Regions from separate parts of the Mus musculus genome. Here region 2 is linked to region 1. Evidence: chromatin loops called from intact Hi-C (ENCODE). Cell type or tissue: heart. All regions are shown on one strand. Each heading gives the region's core, and the rest is flanking DNA. Links, peaks and the distances in the headings are about the cores only. Region 1 overlaps Plcb1 (phospholipase C, beta 1). Region 2 holds the start of Plcb1 (phospholipase C, beta 1).

Region 1 (10,752 bases), core at 1,531-9,530:
TATTTGTGTAGCTCTAGAAAGCTGATCATAATTCATAGCATCACTCAGAAAGGTCATTTCCGGGTGAGCGAAAGATCCCCATTCTCCAAGAGGTCAGAATAAGGGTCTCGTGACTGTTTAAAGATAAACTACAGAAACACAGAGACCATGATGAATAGCGAAAGCCAAAATCCAGAGTCCTTGCCTCACTGCACATGACCATAAGGAGAGTTTGCTGCCTTCTGAGGCTGTGTCAAACCTTAGTACCCAAACTGTAGTTGTGGCACAGGGTCATAGCACTTGTCTAGTATGTGCAAGGCTGTGGGCTTAATCCCTGAACTGATACAAAGGAAAACAAAGAGCCTTCAAGTACTGTGTGCACGCCTTGTTGAAGGTGCCATCTTTGGGTGTCATTCATAGAACGCATTCTGTTGTATATCTGTGTTTTTTATGTGTTCATGTGTGTGCACACATCTGGGGGTGATTGAGAACATTTGTTATCATGGAGCCCAAGATTGATACCACTTATCTTTACTCTGTTACTGTCCACTTTTTTTTTTAAACACAGGATTTCTCATTAAAGCTGCAGCTCATCAATTTGGCAAGACTAGTTAGCCACTGAGCTCCGAGAATCCATCCATCTCTGACCAAAAAGGGCTAGAATCACAGGCGTGTACCACATGCTTGGTTTTATACATGGGTGTTGAGGATCAAACACAGGTCCTCATGCTTCCATAGCAAGAAGTACTGCCTGAGCTCTTTCTCTAGTTCTCATATTTTCTTAAAACAACTGGAATATTTCCATAGCATGTTACAATTCTGATTGAAGAATGTGTATGCTGGGTCTAAATGTTTTTCAGTATGTCAACTCCCAGTTAGTGTATGCAAAGTCCAGTTAGAGTCCCAGGAGATGTCAGAGTTAAAGGAAAGGTGACCAGATTAATTGGCATGAATGAAAACTCAAGGGAGGATAAAGAAATTGACTCAAGAGGGAGAGATAGGCTGAGAGGAGTACCTGCTTCTCCTGTGGTGAAGTGAAGCACCACTGAGGGCTTTCCAAGTGAAGAGAAAGAGGCTTCGTGAAGTGAGATGACAGGAAGGCTAGGGAGAAATTGCTGGGATTTGTACTCATGACCTAAAACTTCTTAACGAGGAACTGAAGAGATCTGTCAATAGCAAAATTCAGAGCTGAGGATCTTGAGGGGAGTTAAAAGTGGATGCATTCACTATCAAAGTGCATTGTTAATCCATTAAATACCCCAGAGTGTGCTTATTGGTACACACAGACAGATCCTCAGCTCTGCTTTCATTTGTGAGGAGCTGAGCATAAGTCCCTGCTATTCCAAGGCTGGAGCATGGGTGCACGGCATCCACATCTTTTGGGAGCATCTTATAGATGGACCTGTCTGTGTGCATTAAAGGATGTATAGTTGAGTGTTGATTCTGCAACCAGACTGCATTCCCCGGTTTCTTCCATTTAGCCCCGAGGCTTTGGGACAGTTTTCTTTATGCTCTCAGGTTCCTCTTGAGTGAACTGGAAATAAAAAAGTAATGATACCTACTTCTCAGAGTTATTCTTCAAGTCAAATACTTACAGAATACCTTGGTACACAGCAAATCGTATCTAAGTATTGATAATAGTAACAGTTGGCCAGCTAGAGCCAATCTAGACTGTCACAGGAAACAGGTGATGAATGGCCAGTTCCCGGCAGGGTCAGTTCCAAGCCATTGAGTATTCTAAGTTCCATGGAGCTTGAGGTTGGTCCATGAGTTGGCTCCATGTGTCCATCATGTCTCAAATTTCTTAGCATGCATTCATATTGAAAAGGAAACATTTAAAATAACCCCAAGTTCATTTCACTCTCACTCTATTGTTCATATATTTAGCTGTCTCTGAGTTTTAATATGCACTAGATTTTAGGAGTCCAGTTGCCTTGTTTGTAAAGGTGACTTTTGCTCAGAAAGTTACTGAAAACTATTTATTGTGCCAGAATTCTAGGGATACATCAATGAGGTTTCGAGTCACCTCTGTCAGTGAGGCTTGCTCTCTGGATGTGAACATTTGACAGCTTCATTTCTTCTAGAGAAATTTAAGGCCAGACAAACATATTGAGATACATATGTTGTTGGAATAATTTACTTTCCTTTGTTTCATTTTCACAAATGCTGTTTTCCCCCCTTTGGGGTTGTAAGATTATATGAGTGCATGGATAAGTTACTGTATTAACGATGCACTTTTATAGTAGGTAGTAGTTATTAGAGTTCTGGCTCATATAGAGAGGACCCATTGGCACAAGCAAAGGTCCTAGAGCAGGTATTGATCACAGGTGAGAAGCTTGGACAGTCCTGAGTGGTTCCTTGGCTGCTCTGTAGCAGGAAGGCAGTACTTAAATGGTATACTTAACTTACCAAACTCTGGCTTATTGAGTTATGATACATATATCTTTAAATCTTTTTAAGCCAGGCAGAGGTTAATGTTGTATGGACAGAATTCTCTACACTTTAAACAACAATTCAATTTTCCATCTTTGCCAGTCTTTTTTAATTCTTAGAATGTAAAGTAAGAAGATGGCTCATTGACTGCTTCTCACATGATAGTGTCATTATCAGAGAGCTGGACAAGAATCTGAATTACCATGTAATAAGTCTGATACACATCAAAATTATAACACAAATCACACAATGGAGCTTATAGTACATTGAAAGTTGGTTGGAAATTACTTTAAGAGGGGTAATTAATTTTTAATATCTTTATTCACATGCTAAATACAATAATAACTAGTACAGAATAAAACAGCACACGCTTGATGAATGCAGAGTTCTTCTGTTCAAGGGTAGTAAATACAGGTATGTACACTGAGCCAAAGTCATGTATTCTGATCTCTGATTATTTCAGATGTGGCATTGCCCTGAGTTGGATAAATGGTTTTTATAAACTCTTGGTTTTATCACTGAAAACGGAGGAGAATAATTCAGGCCTAAATTATGTATAGTGTTGCTCGAATGAAGGAACCTGGATTTGAAATCCACAAGTGCTACCCAAATACAAGATAAATAGTTTTATAAAAAGTGTTAAGTCTGGTTTGGGTATAAACAAGTAAGAATTACTCATACTTTAAGGATATAATGGCTTGAACAGTGCCTTCTTCTAAATTCATACCTGCCTAGAACTCAAAATGTAACCTTATTTAGAAATACAGGTTTCATGGATGCTATTAGTTAACTGATACAAAATTACTGGATTTGATTTTGCTTTAAATCTCATGGCTGGTGTTTTCATATGAGCAGAAGAGGACATATAGGGAACACAGCATATGGAATGTGAGAATGGCCTTGCAGGTTGGTGTGGTGTGGTGACTGGCCAAGGAATATGAAGAATTTTGAGGAAGAGACAAAGTAGCATTTTCCCTTAGATCCTTGAAGGGGTAATGATGCTGTTGTGTGTCTTTCAGTTGAGACTTCTATCCTCCAGAACTGTGAGTAAATGCAGTACTCTTGCGCATCTTGGTCAGAGTACAGGAATTTGCACCTGTCATGATGATGGTAGCCAGAGCTACTGAGTGAAGCTTTATTGGCTTTCTGATAGTCTCATAGTAGATCATCACTACCCTTCTCTCCTCTTCCTGTTCCTCCTCCCCCTTTTCTTCTTCCTCTTCCCCTCCTCTTCTTCCTTCTCACCTCTTCTCTTCCTTCCACTTAACTGCCACTTGCTAGTTCTTACTAAGAATACACAAAGTGGAAAGTTGGGAAAAGTCTGTAAAATCCTTGAACCTTGGTTTATACCTCTGTATGTTTCAAAATAAAGACAAACTTGTACCTGTCTACTGTCATAGAAGGCTCAATCCTGGCTCTTTGACCTGCATTTAAAATGAGGATGAGACACACTCTTATGAGGCTAGTCTGTCACTGGCCTTATGATCATGGGCTGGGATCTCTTGCTGAACATGGATCACTGAATGGTTCTCCATTTGGATTGAAATGGCAAAGATCAGCCTAAATGTACTTATGGAATTTGTATTATAAGAGAAGATTTGGGTCAGAGGTGATATTCAGGAGTTTCAGTACTTAACAAGATCTGAAAATGTCACATTCCACACACATCTACATAGAGATGTCTCAAGTGTCTATTGGCCTAGTTTCTTAGACTGAATTAAAAAAAATCAACATTGGGAAAATTCAGGTTCAATTTTTTGTAATCTTCCCTCAATTTATTGCCATTTTCCAAGACAGCATTAATACTGAATCAAGTCATATCAGAATCTATTTGCCTGGTTCTTGCTAATTATATCTCAGCCCAATAAGATGCTTGTTATAATTTTGCTTTAGATAGTACTGCATATTACTTTTTTAAAATAGGAAAATCATGTCTTCAGAACATGTTACTCCATACATTGGCTCTTCATCTTGAATATTCATTTCATTTTTCTTCAGCCAGTATAGCTTTCTGTATCTTCTGCTGTTGCTCAGGTCTATAAACAAAATTTTACTTTCATTACATGATTTTCTCTGTTCCTGGATTTAGAAATCTTGGATGACACATTTCCATCCTTTCAACTCTAAGGAAGTCTGTCTCCCATGTGCCTTAATTTTTAGTGGACATAATTTATTTCTTCCAACTATGTTTCAAGACTTCCTTGGTCTCTGTTGTCCTGCACGTACACTGTGATATAAAGATTTTATTCTATTCAAACTTTCCAAGTCTCTATGTGAAAATTGTTGTCTTTCAATGATTTGACAAAATTGTAGCCATTTCATGAAGTATCTTCTTGTCTCTTACCAAGATTAGAGTTATACACTTAGAAGAATTTGTACGTCTTAATTTATATTTCTTTTTTTTAAAATTAGGTATTTTCCTCATTTAAATTTCCAATACTATCCCAAAAGTCCCCCATACCTTCCCCCCCCTACTCCCCTACCCACCCACTCCCACTTTTTGGCCCTGGCATTCCCCTGGACTGGGGCATATAAAGTTTGCAAGTCCAATGGGCCTCTCTTTGCAGTGATGGCCAACTAGGCCATCTTTTGATACATATGCCGCTAGAGTCAAGAGCTCCGGGGTACTGGTTAGTTCATAATGTTGTTCCACCTATAGGGTTGCAGATCCCTTTAGCTCCTTGGGTATTTTCTCTAGCTCCTCCATTGGGGGCCCTGTGATCCATCCAATAGCTGACTGTGAGAATCCACCTCTGTGTTTGCTAGGCCCCGGCATAGTCTCACAAGAGACAGCTATATCAGGGTCCTTTCTAAAGAACAATTTTTTTCAGTACATATCTGAAACACTGAAGTTAGTTACAAGTGGATTGTCCCTCTCCATGTTAGCAGTCTCTGAGAAATTTCCCATCTTTCTCTATATACCACCCCCCACCCCCTCTGCTAATGTTTTGTTCAACTAGACAACAAGTAAAGGTGTGCAATCTTTATGTTAACATGCTGTGACTATAGCATTTGATTAGTTAAATTACCATTGTACCCATGAGTGACATACATGCCTCCATTTATATGTTGGCTATTCTAAATCAAACAACTTGGTCCAGTTCCCATGATTGGTAAACACTTCACCTTTCCTGGAGCTCCTGGCAGTGCCTCTTTTAAATGGAATTCCAGTTCTGCCCTGGCATCATGCGTTTTTTACCTGTGTTCCATGTTAGGACTTGGTCACATTTCTGTGGCAGAGATTGTAATACGGTGCTTCTGAGGTGTTTCACCCAATAAGCTCCCAACTGCTAAGCTTTCTTCAAACATTTATGTTGTCTCACAGTTCTACTAGGACAAGCTGGAAGACCTCTGCGTCCCGCCCGAGCAAGGCCAGTAAGTTGGCAAGCTCCTTGGAAGCCTGCCATCTGGAGGAACACCCGTGTAAAGTCCTGCCTGAAGGCTTGGTAGAGTCCCAACATTGACCTTTTGGTCTTTCTTTTCTCTTTTCTCCCCCTCCACTTTTTTCCTTTCAGAAAACAGAAGAATGTCTTTTTTATTGATTGCAATGTCTATAAACTTTTGAAATTTGGCAATTGAGCATTAAACTTGTTTTAATGTGCACATTTGCTTTTGTTGAATGAAGTCCAGGTCTCTTCATTTCCCAGGGCACAAAATTCTTGGTTAAATTCCATGGGAAAGGCTTGTGTTCTGAGTGTATAAACATGTAGCCAAATACTTGTAGAATTCAGCAAGTGTGTGCGTTCTTAGTAGTGACTCAATTCAGATGCATGCCTGTAGAACCTATTCTTCAGGAAGGTATATTGTACAAACAGGTTTTAAATGGAGTGGACATCCATAACTTGCTACAGTGAACTCTTCTTCAATGATTCAATATGCTTTCCCCTCTAGATGGGGAATCAGCATGACCCCTTGAAATCCTTGCTTCTGAGGCAGTAGTTATATTGTAGAGAACACAAGAACGATAGATTCAGCAGATGAATTAAAGTGATAGTTATCATTTGGGAGGTCAGTGGATTTTTTTCAATGTAGATTGTTGAATACAGTTTCAGATTGTTGTCATTTTGAGCTATTTTGGTTAGAAACAAACACCAAAAATTTACACAAAACAGTTTGCTTAATGCACAATAAACATGTAACTTAATTGGCACATTTGTTCTTTGCTTGCTTTGGAAATCATTCTGGGGAAACAGAAACACCTACATAGGCTTCTGAGCCACGTGGGTGTAGACCTAATTCTTTCTGATCATCATGGTAGCATTTGGTAAGTGACATAACTCCTCTGAGCCATGGTGTCATTTTCTATGAGTTGGAAATGCTAGGAGCTATCTTCAAGGGTGAGCTATAGGGTTACCCAATGCAGTTTGCTTCCCGGTCTTCAACAAATACCTTGATCTTGAGACAAAATATGATCAAGAAAAGGAAGTGTTCTTCCAAGACATATGTTTCGTGGTGCTGTTGAGATCAAGACTCTATTTTAAAATGTTTGTGTTGTGAAACATAGAGCATGCTCTTAGAGCTGACATCGTAAATGTGTTATTTAATGAATTCAGTAATAACCAACACTTAGATATCTGTGACATAGCTTGGCCATTTGTTCTTAATGTACATATTTAAAAGCAAAAGATCTACTAATGTACCATTCAAAATATCTTTCAAGTTCTACGCAAGCCTGCCACATTTTTCAGATTAAGGAATGGACCACCTTTCGTCATTGTTCAGCCTTATTAAAATAGACCACTCTTGATTTGGATTGGGTTTGTCCTGCCTGGTTTGGAATTTTACACACTTGAAATTATAAATGGTATATTATTGGGTTTTTTTTGGGGGGTGGGGTGGAATCTCTGGCTTCTGCTTTATATTCTATCTCTTTTCAAAATCTAATTTGCTGTAGAAACATCAATTGTATACAAAGAACAAAAACAATGAACAGTCTCTTCTATATCCCTGAAAAACCACCTTTATCTGAGCAGTACTTTGTTTTATTTGAACACTTGCTGGATTCCTAATCCCAAATCTCTGATGACTGTCTCTAAGCATATTGGTGTTACATTCCCAGGAATGTCAGTTTGTGTCTCCTTATGAACAGGCTCCCTCTGTCCCACTTACAAACTTAATGACAAATGCTGGCTATCAATATTGTCATAGGGAATGGACATGCCCTAATTTTCTTATTTGGATTTTAGTTGTTTTTTCCAACAGGGTATGAAGAGTATTCATATACTACAGACAGGGATGCTGTTTGAAGAAGGGTCATGCTATGTGACCCAGCTTGTTTATGTATCCCCAGAGTGGCTATGACCTCATGATCCTCCTGCTTCAATCTCATGAGACCTGGGATCACAGACATAAAATACCATGCCTGGCTTGGATGCTTTCTTTTAAACTCTAATTTGCATAGTTGGGCACTATGCTCTACTTCCACTGAATATTTCATGGTATTACATGTTCCTTATGCCTCTCACGAAGAGAGTAGATTTATACATTTTCAAATTACAGCTGCTATTGGGGTTCATAATATCTTCAGATATTAAAAAATGTGATAGCTTTTAATTACTTCATAGCTTGTATCTTACATACTTCAAATCCTTTCTGTGCTTCAGGGATGGACTTCTGGCATGCTCAAATACACACACACACACACACACACACACACACACATATATATATATATATATATATATATAATTTTTTTCTGTTGGTATTACAAAGCCCACACTTTGCTACTTGGCTCCTTTGATTTAAGTGTGAAGTGACAAGCACAGTGGGCTAGCTTAGCTCAGCTTGACTGAACACAGTCACCACCGAGACCTGAGAAAGTTCCTTGAAGGAAGCGGTATTGAGAACGGCAATATTTTCATGAACCTCTTGTCTCACATCTGCCTGGGCGACTTGGAAGGAGTATTCTGAAGGATATACCACTCCGACGGACACATTGGGTGCTTGCTTAAATGAGTTTCTTTCACACTTTCCCTTACTTTCAAGCAGTCCAGTTACTAATAAAGCAGTGCCCGAGGTTCCCAATAAACCTGTCTCATAGTCTTTTCGAGCCTAATGCTTCTGTTTCTTTACCTCTCACCTGTACTAGGGTTTTCCTCTCCATGCCGCTCATGACAAAGTGATTCCTGGTGCACCGTGATTTACATTCTTGTTCTAGTACCGATCACTGACTAATTGATGAACTTCTTTTCCACTGATACTAAAGCCACATCTTCCGAGATCCTTGAGGTATATGTTTTGGTCATTGTGACACCTTATGGGTGGTGTCACTGTAGTCTCTTGTCACAAGCTCTCTTCTCACTGTGACCCAGAACTTTGAAGTGCTACTGCATAGATTCCCTTGGCTTTCATGCTGCCCTGGCATCCTGCTCTATGCTGCCTGTGGTATGCTGGATTGTTTGGCCTCAGCCTGGTCCCATTTCCCCTTGGACATTTTGTTGTGTCTGTGCATGTTGTACACAGTAGTGGGGGAGGGAGAACTTACACTATGCACACAGGGAGAAGCAGGCACCAGTAAAAAAAAAAAATCAGAATCTTTAAACAATATAGGCACTTGCTCCATATCTTCTGGGTTTTTCAGTTTGAGGGTACCAGGACCCTTTGATCTTGATCCTTTTGTGACATAGCCTTCCTCCTTCTCCTTGGGTTATTTTAGCCTTCTAGGATATGGCTTTTTTTTAATTTCTTTTTTTCCTGTACATAGGGAATGTTAAATTTTCTACTAATCAAATTAAGGAAAGACAAGAGCAATTGAAACATAATTAAAGTATTTTTGTAGCCTAACACTTCTAATATATTATTTCAACATGCACAGGATATAAGGATGATTAGGTGTTTTCGATTCTGTTTTAGTTTGCTTTTCTGTTGTTGTAATAAAGCATGTTGACCAAAAGCAGTTTAGGGGAAGAAAGGGCTTGTTTCGCTTACAAGTCCAAATCGCAGTCCACTGTGGAAAGCTGCCGGCGCAAGGGCTAAAGCAAGAACTCTCGCTGAAGCAGAAACCACACCAGGGAAGTGTGCTGTCATTGACCTATAACTACAGCCCTGAAATAACTTTTTTATTTATTGTTATTTCTGGTAACAATTGTCCCATTTTATTATTACCATTATCATGGAAAGTTATAAGGTCATTTTCATGCATGTGTATAATGTATTTTTAACATATCTTACCCAAACCCCAATGTTCTTCCCATTCTTAACCTCCAAAATGACATTACTTTTTATGGCTAATGTTTTCAATGTGTGTATAAATCCTATTTTCTTTATCCATTCCCTTGTTGTTAGATATCTTGAAGAAGGTATATCAAGCTGACTTTCCCTGAAATAACACCCCCCCATTAGTTCCACAACCTGGCTATTATTATGAATGAGGCTTCAATAACTATCCATATGCAAGACCTTTGTAGGGCTGACTTCGAGTATTTGGAATATGTACTGAGAAGTAGTATGATCTGACATGTTTTATTTGTTTTGTTGTTGTTGTTATTTTTGCAATCTCCTAACTGATTTCTATACATCCTGAACTAGTTTATATTTACACTCGTAGCATATAAGATGTTCCCTTTTATTTGCAACCTCAGCAGCATTTGTTGATCCTTGTTTCTTGATGATTGACCTCATGACCATAAACGTTCAGGGAGGAAAGGCTTCATTTACAGACCCTTCCTTCCATTTCACAGTACATCAATAAAGGCAGTCAGGGCAGGAACCTGGAGGCAGGAAATGAAGCAAGGCCCCGGAGGAGTAGAGATAACTGGGTTTTTTTTTTTTTCTCTATGGCTCACTCAACCTGCTTGCTTATAGCACCCAGAACCACTCACCTAGGGGTGGCATGTCACAGAGTGAGCTGGCTTGTGGCATATCAGTCATCAATCAAGATTATGTCCCCCAGGCTTCCTTGCTCACTGGCTAGTCTGGTGGGGAAAATGTTCTCAGTTGGGATTCCCAAATGATTCTTGCTTGTGTCAAGTTGACACACTGCTTTTTATTTTTATTTTTTTATTTTTATCTTTTTAGGATGCTATTAGAAAACAAGTTCCTCATACTTCTTAATTTGAAAGTAGGACAGTAAGATGTTTGTCCTTCATGTTTGCTGTCATTTCTGCTCAAGTGCTCTTGACGGGTTTCCGCATGCCTCGCTCTCCTCACCAGGATATTCCATTCTTTTGTTTTGAAATGGCTAGGAGATATTTATGCTCCCCATCCTGCTTTTCATAGTTCTTTTTCAAAGCCCTGTTAGAGTCTGGTACACTGTTGATCCCACAGCCATGATCTGGTACCATTCAAATAGCTGATGCCGACATCTATGAGTAATTATGCTATAGTCTGGGCTGTGTATGG
Region 2 (10,752 bases), core at 1,665-9,664, 79 kb before region 1:
AATGTATTTTGCTTTAAAGAAAGGGTTTGAATAAGTGCTTGCATGAAAGGGGAACTATGGATCCTTTCCATGTGCTGGTGATAATTTCATGTTGTCTTCTTTGGGGATCTGCCCATCTCTATATTTTGCTGCATAGCAGTCCTCAATGAGTCAGAACTTGGCAAGCAGTACCACCAGGGTGTATTTTCCTATTTACCATCTAAGATATGTAAGCCTTATCTCTTCTATTAATGTGGACTATAATTATATCCATGATGCCAATGACATTTAATTCTTGGCTTAAACACTCTAAATATATTTCTCATTCACATCCCTGAACTGTACAAATGAATAAGAGTGGCCTTCCAGAGAGCTATTAAGTGACTGTGGCCAGCAGCAGCTCTATCATCTTCAGTTGATGATACCCGAGGTTGCTGTGGAGACCATATCCATCCCTGTTATGCAGGTCAGGAGGAGAAGGGGGAAGCATACCTGGGAGCTTTTGCTACCACCCAGTTGTTGTTATTACAAAGCAGGACCTCTGTGGTTTTCTTCATATTTCTCCATTATTTAAAGAAAGACAAGGTCAGAGGAACCCTGATGCTTAGTTGCAATTAGAGCTCATTTATTCATGAGGGAAGGGAGCTTTTCAATTCTAGAAAGTTAGAGATGAAAATGGATCTGATTAAAGTTTATAGAATCAATGCAAAAATGGAGCTGACTGAATCACAAGACCACAGAATTAGGGTTCTATTTTTAAGATTTAGTTATTTTAAGGCTAATACAGACAGTTTAGTGTAATTGTAGAATAACTGCAAGTATGTATGTTAAGTACCATTGATTAATGCTATGTAGCAGTGACTTAACACACAAGGTGGCATTTGCTCTTTACAATTCCTTTTCCAGATAAATTATTGTGGTGATTGTATTTGCAGACCTGGGGATTTGTTAAGGCCTAGGTAAAAGAATAAGGCCTAGATGGAATGTTAAGGCCTAGGTAATAGTTACTTGGTTAGCTTGCCATTAAAAGGAGACTTTCTCATGTTTCTGCTGGTACTAGGAAACTTTCCAATGCCAAGATTGATTACATATTCTGTTCAGTGCCCTTGGAAACATATCATGAAGAAAGTCAATAGAACTTTCTTGTATAGTTACTCATAATGAGCTTGGACCTGAACCAACCACCCAAGAGCACTTCCTGTTCCTTTGTATAAGCTTTTAAGGCATAAGCTTCTCCTGGTTTAGACCCCAACATAAGAGAGACATTGGCACCACTATAAGAAATTATTTGGAATAAGACTTCTATTTTGAGTAGTGGTACAGTAAAGTTTAAGTTCCTATGAGCATTCTGGAAACTGACATCCTACTTGGCAGAAAGAGACATGTATGTGGGTAACTGGTACCCTGGTTGGCAAGTTAAGACACGCATGTTAGAGAAGTCCCATCCTGGTAGACAAGTCAGGACATGAATATTAGACAAGGCAAGCCCCCTGACACAGTGAAATACCTCAGTGGGAGCAGGGTAAGTGTACAATTAAGACATGTTCCTAAGGAAATCCCCTATCCCTAAATCCTGATTGGCGAAATAACTTGGCACAGAAGTTTGGAGCTTTTGACCTTAAAAATTCTGTAGGATCTTAACTTGGGGTCATGGTTCAGTTTACAAATTTGGGCCATGGTCCTGGTTGACCAGTGCTGTGATATATGCTCAATAAACTATCCCTCTCTGACTGAGATTGGTGTTTGTGTGGCTTGTGAGGCTATTCCTGGACTCCAACAGGACCAAATACCCTTCGTTTGAACTTTGGTTCTTTTTTTGTACTTGGTAGAAAATTTGGGGTGATCATTTCCTGTTTCTCTGACTCATTTTCCTCAAGCATAGAAGACAGAGAAACATAGTTTATAGGGTTAATATGAGGATTAAATCATGAAAGATATAAAACTCTTTGGAAAAGTACCAGGAACTAGCCCTTAACATCATTATTTACATACTAGCATATTTCATTTCAGAAGGAATAATCATCTTTTCCATGCTCACACAGCTAGTAATTGGAATAACTCACTATCAGGAGGCACTACACAAGCCTTTTCCAGTGTACCAAGCCTCACTGCCTTACAAATTGATTAGAGAAGGCTGTGGGCCATAATATAGCTTCTAGAGAGTTTGGAATATTTGTATAGATGTTAAAATAGATAAAAACTAGCCATATCTAAGTAGTAAGTCAGGATTCTAATATCAGACCTCTTGGGGGTCAATATCAGTTCCTGGCTTTGTGATCTAGATCATAGTCTATCATTTTGGGGAAGTTGGGGCAGGAACACAAGCAATAAATCAAACCACATCAACAATTGAGAATAGAGACTATGCACATCCTTGCTTGCTTGCTTGCTTGCTTGCTTGCTTGCTTGCTTGCTTGCTTGCTTTTGACTACCTTTCTTCACTCTTATGCAGCTCAGGACACAGCCTAGGAAATGCGTTGTCTATGGTGGACTGGGTCCTTCTACATCAGTTAACAAGGCAGGCAACCCATTACAGACTTGCCTACAGGCTAACCTGATGGAGATAATTACTCAGTGGAGACTGTCTGTCCAAGTGATTCTAGGCTATGTTGATTGTTAAAACTAACCACTACAAAGGGTTAATTATTTTATATGGCATATCAGCTAAGAGTAAAAATAAATTTGAACTTATGAAGATATGTATTATGACAAGTATCATAAAATCTAAAATTGGTTTAGAGCCTTATAGAGTCCAGGAAGAAAATTATTTTTCTTTTCTTTTCATTTCTTTCCTATTTTCTTCTTTCTTGTTTTTATATTGTTATATTCAGTGGAGAGAAACTAAGGAGGGGGGAGATGGAAAGCAAGGGGGAAGGAGGAGGAATGAGAAGGGGTATAAATATGAGAGATTTCGCCCTGAAGTACCCAACCTTCACCTTATTCGTTAGATTTGACTCCCTTATGTACCCTCTCAAGCAGTCACAGGCAAAGGTCAGTGTAGGAAAATGGAATGATTGTAATTAGTTCCATAATTCATCACTAAGCATGGTTGCCAACTAAACAATTTAGGATTTGCTTTGAAGATAAAAAGGGTAGAGATGCTGATGGATAAGACGGATTCCATTATGGAGTGACTGGGAATCGTTCAGCTGGTGACTCGGCCTAAGGTTTCTCTATAGTACCTTTTAGGGAGCAGCCCCAGTCTATCTTGACTCTCTAAGGTACTCCAACTAAAGCTTTCTGCTCAATAATTATTTCAGTGGATGATGAAATAATTGAGGAAAAAACAAGAAAAGGAAAGACCAGAGCAGAACAGAACAACCTGATAGGGCGTGCAGTAAGGATAATTGAGATGGTCTGGAGCCTTGGAAGAAGAGACTTATTACAGTCATTGAAGATAAAGATAAATGTGGATCAGTCTGAGGCCATTGCCTTCTGTGAGGTAGCTAGTGAGTCAAAGCCACTACTTGGAAGTACTATGGCCATCAGATTCATCATGTACTTTGGTATTGCAGGACCAGAATGAAACAAGGCAGTCTTTTAATGTCGCCCCACCTCTCTCTCTCTCTCTCTCTCTCTCTCTCTCTCTCTCTCTCTCTCTCTCTCTCTCTGTGTGTGTGTGTGTGTGTGTGTGTGTGTCAGTATGTGTGTGAAGTTGCTCCAAGATCAAGACAAGGCCTCCAAAGATAACAGGAGTCCAAACTCATTAATTATGATAGTTCCAAGAATATGGCTGGTTTTCTTATCTTATCTATTGATAATCTATCATCTGTCTGTTGATCTATGAATGTATATTTAGGTAACATTTGGGATTTATACCAGAATTCTATACATATCAGGTAAACCACTGGGATTCACCCTTAGATTATTTCTATTTAGTAGTCTTTTGGCTGAGTTTATAAAGTTTGGCCCACAGCGACCTGGTGTACTGGCTGGTTTTATGTGTCAACTTGACACAAGCTAGAGTTATCAGAAAGGAGCCTCCATTGAGGAAATGTCTTCATGAGCTCCAGTTATAAGGGATTATTTTTTTCAATTAGTGATCAATGGGGGAGGTCCCAGCCCATTATGGATGGTGATATCCCTGAGGACTATAAGAAAGCAGGTTGTGCAAGCCATGACGAAGCAAGCCAGTAAGCAGCACTCCTTCATGGCCTCTGCATCAGCAACTCGCTCCAGTTTCTGGCCCTGTCCTGACTTCCTGCAATGATGCATGTAAGCCAAATAAGTCCTGCTCTTCCCAATTTGCTTTTTGGTCATGGTGTTTCATTGCAGCACTAGAACTTGAAAACCAAGTACACAAAGAAAAAAGATTGAAAGCCATCTTTCTCTTCTCTCTCTCTCTCTCTCTCTCTCTCTCTCTCTCTGTGTGTGTGTGTGTGTGTGTGTGTGTGCATGTCCTAGTGTACCAAGGTGTAGGTGTGTAGGTCAGAGGGCAACTTTGAGGAGTCAGTTCTATCCTTCTACCATGTGGAGTTTGAGGATGAAACTCTGGCCATTAGGCTTGCTGGCAAGTGCCTTGACCGTCTAAAACCATTTTACTGGAGTCTCTTCTTCATACTGCTTCTTCTTTTCCAAAACCAACCTTTAGGGCAGTGTTTATTAGAATAAAATTCACTCATTTTATGTGTCTAGTCGTACAAGGTTTGTCAAATGTAAATACGCCGGTACAGAATCTTCCCATCATTCTCAAAGGTTCCCCTTGATGCCAAATTTTGCTCGCTACTGGCCACAGGTACCTGTTCGATCTACTTTCTGTCACCACAGAATACCTGGATTATTTCTACAGACCCTGCAGAGGGCATCTTGTTGCACGCTCTTGTTTGGCTTAAACTTTGTGTGATCATGGATATGTTCTGGAGTCTCTGTCCCTTCTCATCATGGAATAGTTTGGGGAACTTAGAAACTTAACTAAACTTTGTTTTTTTAGTCACCTATTGTTTGACGTTTACAAGTTTCAGTTGCCTTTACCATTGCTGGACAAGTTTCCTTTGGGTATGGTTTCCTTTCTCTTGAGCAAACATCTAGGAGCAGAAGTTTTGGATTGTGTGATACACAAATCTTTAACTTTATTAGTGGTTATTTTCTGAAGTATACTTGCCACTTTATACCCCACCCTCCACCTTTGTGATGGACGGAGATTCTAGATGCTCTACAACCTCTAAAACACTCGACAGTATGAACCTTGTGAGTGAAGATGACATCCCTATACCTATGATTCTATATGACTCCCACCCTGTCCCAGGCCCTGGGCCCCACTCCTTTCATCTTTCTAAGGAATAAAAGCTTTGCTGCCCCCCTCCCCGAGCTTTTTATTTCCTAAACACTGTTTGTGGGCCATCTAGGTTATAGGCTTCAAACTTTCTGGCAGGACAAGTTTTCTCTGGAGTTCTTGAGCTAAACCTCTCAAGTGCTTCTCTATACAAAATAAGAACCCTTTCTTTGAAAAGGCCGGAAAGCACCAGAGAGAAAGAAAGCCTAGGGCTCTCTCCCCGTTCTGCCTCAATGTTCTTCTTTACATACTGGTTAGGATCTGATTAACCACTAACCATATCTTTCCCAGAAAGCCCCCCAAACGCCAGCCTTGGCTAGGGGCACCGGGCATGCTCAGAGGGTGTGCGGCGCAGGCGTCGGCTGCAGTGGGGCCCGGGAGCCGGGAGGTGCCGCTGCGTCCCCGCTTCCCGTTGCTGACCCAGCGCGCAAAGTTGGGCAGGGAGCTGGGGGAGGAGGACCGCGAGCGAGGGTGGCGGAGCAGGGGCGGGAGGAGCGGAGGGAGGAGGGGACCGGAGCGTGTCACTCGCGCGCTCCCTCTGTGCACAGAGGATGTGCTGAATGGTGCGCTTCCAGGCGGCGGCCGAGCAGGATCCAGCGGCGGGCGACTCGCACTGCCCGGCTCTGCTCCTCCGCGTCTCCCGAGGCTCTACAGTCACCGCGGGCTCCAGATCCTGCGTCCCGCCCGGGGCATGGCAGGCTGCTGTACCCTCGCGTGTCGTCCCGCTTACTAAGCGGCGCGGGCCAGAGGTGCGGAGGCCAAGAGGCCGGAGGCCGGCGGGCAGCGAAGCCCAGAGCCTGGTGAATCGAGAGCCAAGCCCGCTCGCGCCCGGAGCTCCGCGTCCCGTCTCCACTGCGCTCGCCCGGGCCGCCCGGAGCCCCGATGAGCCCAGATGGCTGGGGCTCAGCCCGGAGTGCACGCCTTGCAACTCAAGCCCGTGTGCGTGTCCGACAGCCTCAAGAAGGGCACCAAATTCGTCAAGTGGGATGATGTAAGTGAGGGGCGGCGCAGTGGGGTGCGGACCGGGCACCCTAGGGCGGGCTGCGTGGGGGTGGGGCGAGGGGCGCGTTATGCAATGGGGCGCTGGAGCGGGAGCGGGCAGCCTAGGGCGCACAGGTTGCCAGATGCCTGGGTGGGTGGTAGAGGGTGGCAGCTTTCCGCGCGCTCTCCTCCTCCTAGGGGGTTTAGAGTTGACATCTTTGCTGGGTCTGGCCAGCACCTCCTGAGGGACTTAAGTCTTTGGGGCCAGTGGAACCGAAGGGACATGTTTTACCCAGTGACAGGTCCTGAGAGTTTGAAAAGAGCATGAAGTTAGAAGCAGCTGGATAGCGCTGGAGAGTACTAGATGCATCCCCCACCACCTCAGCTAGCTAAGGCATCCTATTACCTCCTTTGCCCTCTTTCAAGAAGTACTAGCTACTATCCAGGTCCCAAACCTTGCAGTTACTGCTAACCCTTGAGCATTTTTTTAAAATGCTGGCCAAGCAGCAGAGGACACAGCAGTACAGCCGACAGGTGGTCGTTGATGCCAAACTTTAGCGCCTGACTGCAGAGTGAGGGGCCTTAGAAAGGGCTGTTGGTGCACACCAGAAACGGATTGGTGAGCAAACTAGTAGCTGTTGGGGCCGAGGAGCGCAGGATGGACTTAGAGACAGGGCCAGGTTTTGAAAAACAAGCTTGCTTAGGTCTTCACTTTGAAATAGACCCACAACTTCACCCTCCGGTTTACTTGCACCCGTTGCTGTATAGGAGAGATCCTGGCCGGCTCCAGGACTTCCTATGACCTCTCCCTTCCCTCCACCCTAGTTACCTTCAGAACACTTGAAGGCTTCTGACAGAAACCTCCAATGGAATGCACATTACCCTATCGATGTGGCTTCCTGGGTGTCATCCAATGGGTTTGATAAGAACCACTCACCCGAATAAACCTGAGCTGTCAGGATCTAAAGAGATTCCAGTCCTAATGATTAACACATCTCCTATCAGGAGCAACTGTAGGAGAATGAACCCGTCTTCTAACTGAAATGATTTCCCACCTCCGTAAATTACAGCCTGTTATCCTTCCGGGTATTTTACTTTAATCTTCTTAAGCCAATTTCCAGTGTCTGAAAACAATTTAAATATTCCAGGTAGTGAATCCAATTACTTAGATGAGTGCATCCGTGTCTATATTTTGTCCAGTTGGAAGCGCAAACTGAACTTGCAGTATGAGCAGAGCCACAGCCTCCTTGAAATCTCTTGCCAATTACCAAATGATGGAGGCAAGGATGTAAACACACCCTCTTTACCAAGGGCTTTGCACTTGTCTCCTTTCTGTCCCAGTCTAATTGGACCGGAGGCTGTTATAAATGGAATAGAATCGAAACAATAAATCAGACACAGATGAATTGTTTTTGTTAAGAAGACAAAAGGAGAGTGCAGTTCAACAAATGCAATGTTCTCATCCATAGACATCCTTAGGTAAAAAGCAAACAAAGGGGTGGATCTGAGAAAGAGGAAAAGGGTAAAGTGGAGAGAAAGAGAGAGAACAGGAGGGGAGAGGCTGAGAGGGGATAGGGTGGGAGGGGAGGGGCGGGGAGGGGAGGAGAGGAGAGGGGAGGGGAGGGGAGGGGAGGAGAGCAGAGCAGAATCCCAGAGTAAAAAAGGGTTAATTTTAGTCATAAGCTCTGGAATTCTTATTACTAATGGTCTTTAAACTATATTTTATTAATTCTCCATAAAGTCTGGTTTTTGAGAACATAACTTTGAGAGCGAAGGTTATAGATACCCAGGTAGGTGATTTGTGTTATATGTATTTAAGTAGCAAATGTTCCACACTCACTTCATCAGTGCCTGCCTTGAACTACATTTTGAGGGTGATGGAGAAAGTGGGTAAAATCTCTCCCATTATAGACTGGATATGCTAAATAGAAGAGATCCAAAATCATCAAAACACCATGATCAAATGATGCTCTGGGAATGATGGAGAAGCCAATAGCCAGCCCTAGGAGAAGGGAAAAGTGGGCAGAGTCCTCCAATTAAGGCAGCAGTGAGTTCCTGGGGAGGCTTGTGCTAAGGAGGCCCATTGTGAGGGAGCCCAGAGATCTTCTTAAGAGAAACCAGACTGCACCCAGAGAAGGAATTAAATGGACTTTAGAGAAGTGCCCTGCAGGCACTTGGCTCTCTTGCTGTGTTTGATCCGTGCGCTAGGAGGCATGGAGACATTCTTAGTATCCCTATTGTAGTCCCTGAGCATCCCCTTTTCTGGTACTCCTAGAGTTTGAGTTTCCTCTTTTAGCAACAAGCCAGTTTGATCTGTTTGGCTGTTTCTATTGCATCTCTATGAAGCTTCACTTTCCAGACAAAGAAAACCAAATCTAGAACCAGAGGTCTGGCTTTTCTCACTCAGCAGTGTGACTTTAGACAAATAAACATGTTGAACCTTTGTTGTCTCTTGTACAGAACTGGCAATACTATATCCCCTATACATTTAATGTAATGGTCTGTGGGATTTCTCTATAATCAAGCAACCTTCCCTTCCCTTCTCCCCTCAGAAGCATCCAGAAGTTCTGTTAGTCTTGGGATTGCTGGATCTACCCTGTTTCTGATTCAGCTTTGGGGTAGGGCTTGAGGGTGTACCTTTCTTACAAGGCCTTAGTTAGTGTGGCTGTGGTATCCGCTGCTCTGGGAAACAGCACTGTGTAGGACCAGGGAGAAGGTTTTTGAATGAGCTGTTACTGCAGCTTCTTAGTTCACAAAAATGTCCAGTGGCTTGTGAATTTAATTTTGTCTCTGCTTACAGTTTGAGGCATTTGTCATCTAGGAATTGGAAACACCCCAGTGGCAGCTTTGTTAGATCTTCTGGGGTTATTTACTGAAGCATCAATACTCAGAATTGAATGGATAACTCACATTCTTACATTTCTTTTGAGTTGTTGTTAGACAATGAATAAATCGTTCTTATACCTTCTTCCTTACTTACTCTTTTCCTTCCTTCTTTTCCCTCCCTCCCTCCCTCCCTTCCTGTTCTCCAGGTTTGAAAGGGTCTCTGATTTGATTTTGTGTAACAGAGCTATGGATGTTTCTCTTCTTTAAGTTTTTGGGGAATACTCTCTCTTTCTACCCCAAGGGAACATCCCATCTGTACTGGCTAGTTTTGTGTCAACTTGACACAGCTGGAGTTATCACAGAGAAAGGAGCTTCAGTTGAGGAAATGCCTCCATGAGATCCAACTGTAAGGCATTTTCTCAATTAGTGATCAAGGGGGAAAGGCCCCCTGTGGGTGGGACAATCTCTGGGCTGGTAGTTTTGGTTCCTTATCTAGAAGAAAAATAAATGCTACAAACAACTTGGAAGTCCTTTGTACACCTGCTTGGCTGTGAAAACAGCAGAATCCTGCTTTCTAGTTTATAAGGAGGGAGTGTGGGCAAATCCCATAGATATTTTACTATCATATTAGACATCACAGTGCATACTGAGAATTTAAAAGTGATATGTTGGGGTTGTTTAGGATTGTAAAGTGCTACACAACATAATCACTGGTCCTGCTTTACCAGCCACCATATGGAATGGGAGATGTCACATAGACAGGGCTATGTCAGGCATAACTTGTTGGCTCTTTACCATAGTCTTGGAAAGGTTGTTCCTGGATGGTCTAGGGATGGTTGGCACTGACAGAGGCACAAACCAATGACAGCAGGTACCAAATGGCCAAGAGCAGGAGCAGTCCCAGACATTGCAGCACCCACTCAGACACTCCCTGCTGTGTCAAGGAAGATCTGGGAGCCCTTAGAAGTCAGGAGAAGGTTTGGAATGTTGCAGTAATTTAAAACTAGTAATTTGGGACATAATGTAACATCGAAGCTAATCCTGTCTTGTTGGACTCAGTGAAAGGAGAAAGAGCTGACCTATTGTAGCTGCCTCTTTATTAGTAACAAGAAAAAAAAATCAAATTATAGCCTTTTAGTTTGTATTTGCACATGGCCCAATTAAAGGTGGAACATGGTCAATTCTTTGTACTGTGGGTGTTCCAGGGGAGCTGTGGTGAGGTAGACAGTGGATGGTAATTTACTTTCTTCATCTTATCTAGAGAGCCTTTTCTCTCTTGAGTTTTGACTTCTGTCTGGATTGGTGTTTAGAGGTCAAACTTTTACTGGGATATCTACTTATCCCAGATAGGGAGCCATGACAGAGCAAGTTCAGATAACTCTAAAGTCCAACATGGTGAACAGTAATTTTTATTAATGTTACTTATCGGAAAGTAGGTGAAGGGTTACTTGCAGAAGCAGAAATTACTCCAAGCCTACCACAGCATAGGTGACAACTCACAAAAGCTGGGAACCTGGAGCACACTGTACAGCCTGCAGTCAGCTCAACAGGTTGGAGAGAGTTCTTTCCAAGGTGCTTAGCCCTCTTCTAGGCAGCTTGGTTGGTTTCTTGTTCTTTCAGGGAGCTGGTCTTGTCTGTGAATTTTCTTTGCAGCTTGGCTTGGCTCAGAGTGAGTCTTGGTAGTCTTTATTGTT

Evidence for each region. Hi-C counts contacts between places; a loop is a spot of excess contacts. Peaks named below come from ENCODE experiments on the same cell type or tissue, not always from the same donor. Only the 100,000 strongest peaks of a DNase experiment are listed, where the experiment ranks them.
Region 2: it touches region 1 in a loop (2.4-fold over the local background); 2 of 42 quality-filtered maps call a loop at or near these places.

The regions. Positions count from the first base shown.
Region 1 is chr2:134,859,390-134,870,141 of GRCm38, forward strand. All of the region lies in intron 2 of Plcb1 (phospholipase C, beta 1), which reads left to right. Among named protein-coding and RNA genes, the nearest start is that of Gm39941, 53 kb to the right of the region's middle. In heart, for the core only: a CTCF peak has its summit at 5,825 (motif pointing left); a DNase peak (open chromatin) is centred at 5,792.
Region 2 is chr2:134,780,390-134,791,141 of GRCm38, forward strand. Plcb1 (phospholipase C, beta 1) reads left to right here and starts at 5,775. Exons shown (of 32, transcript NM_001145830.1): 1 at 5,775-6,242. The coding sequence starts at 6,144. In heart, for the core only: a CTCF peak has its summit at 5,634; DNase peaks (open chromatin) are centred at 5,722 and 6,322; H3K4me3 peaks cover 1,894 bases; H3K27ac peaks cover 943 bases; H3K27me3 peaks cover 1,333 bases.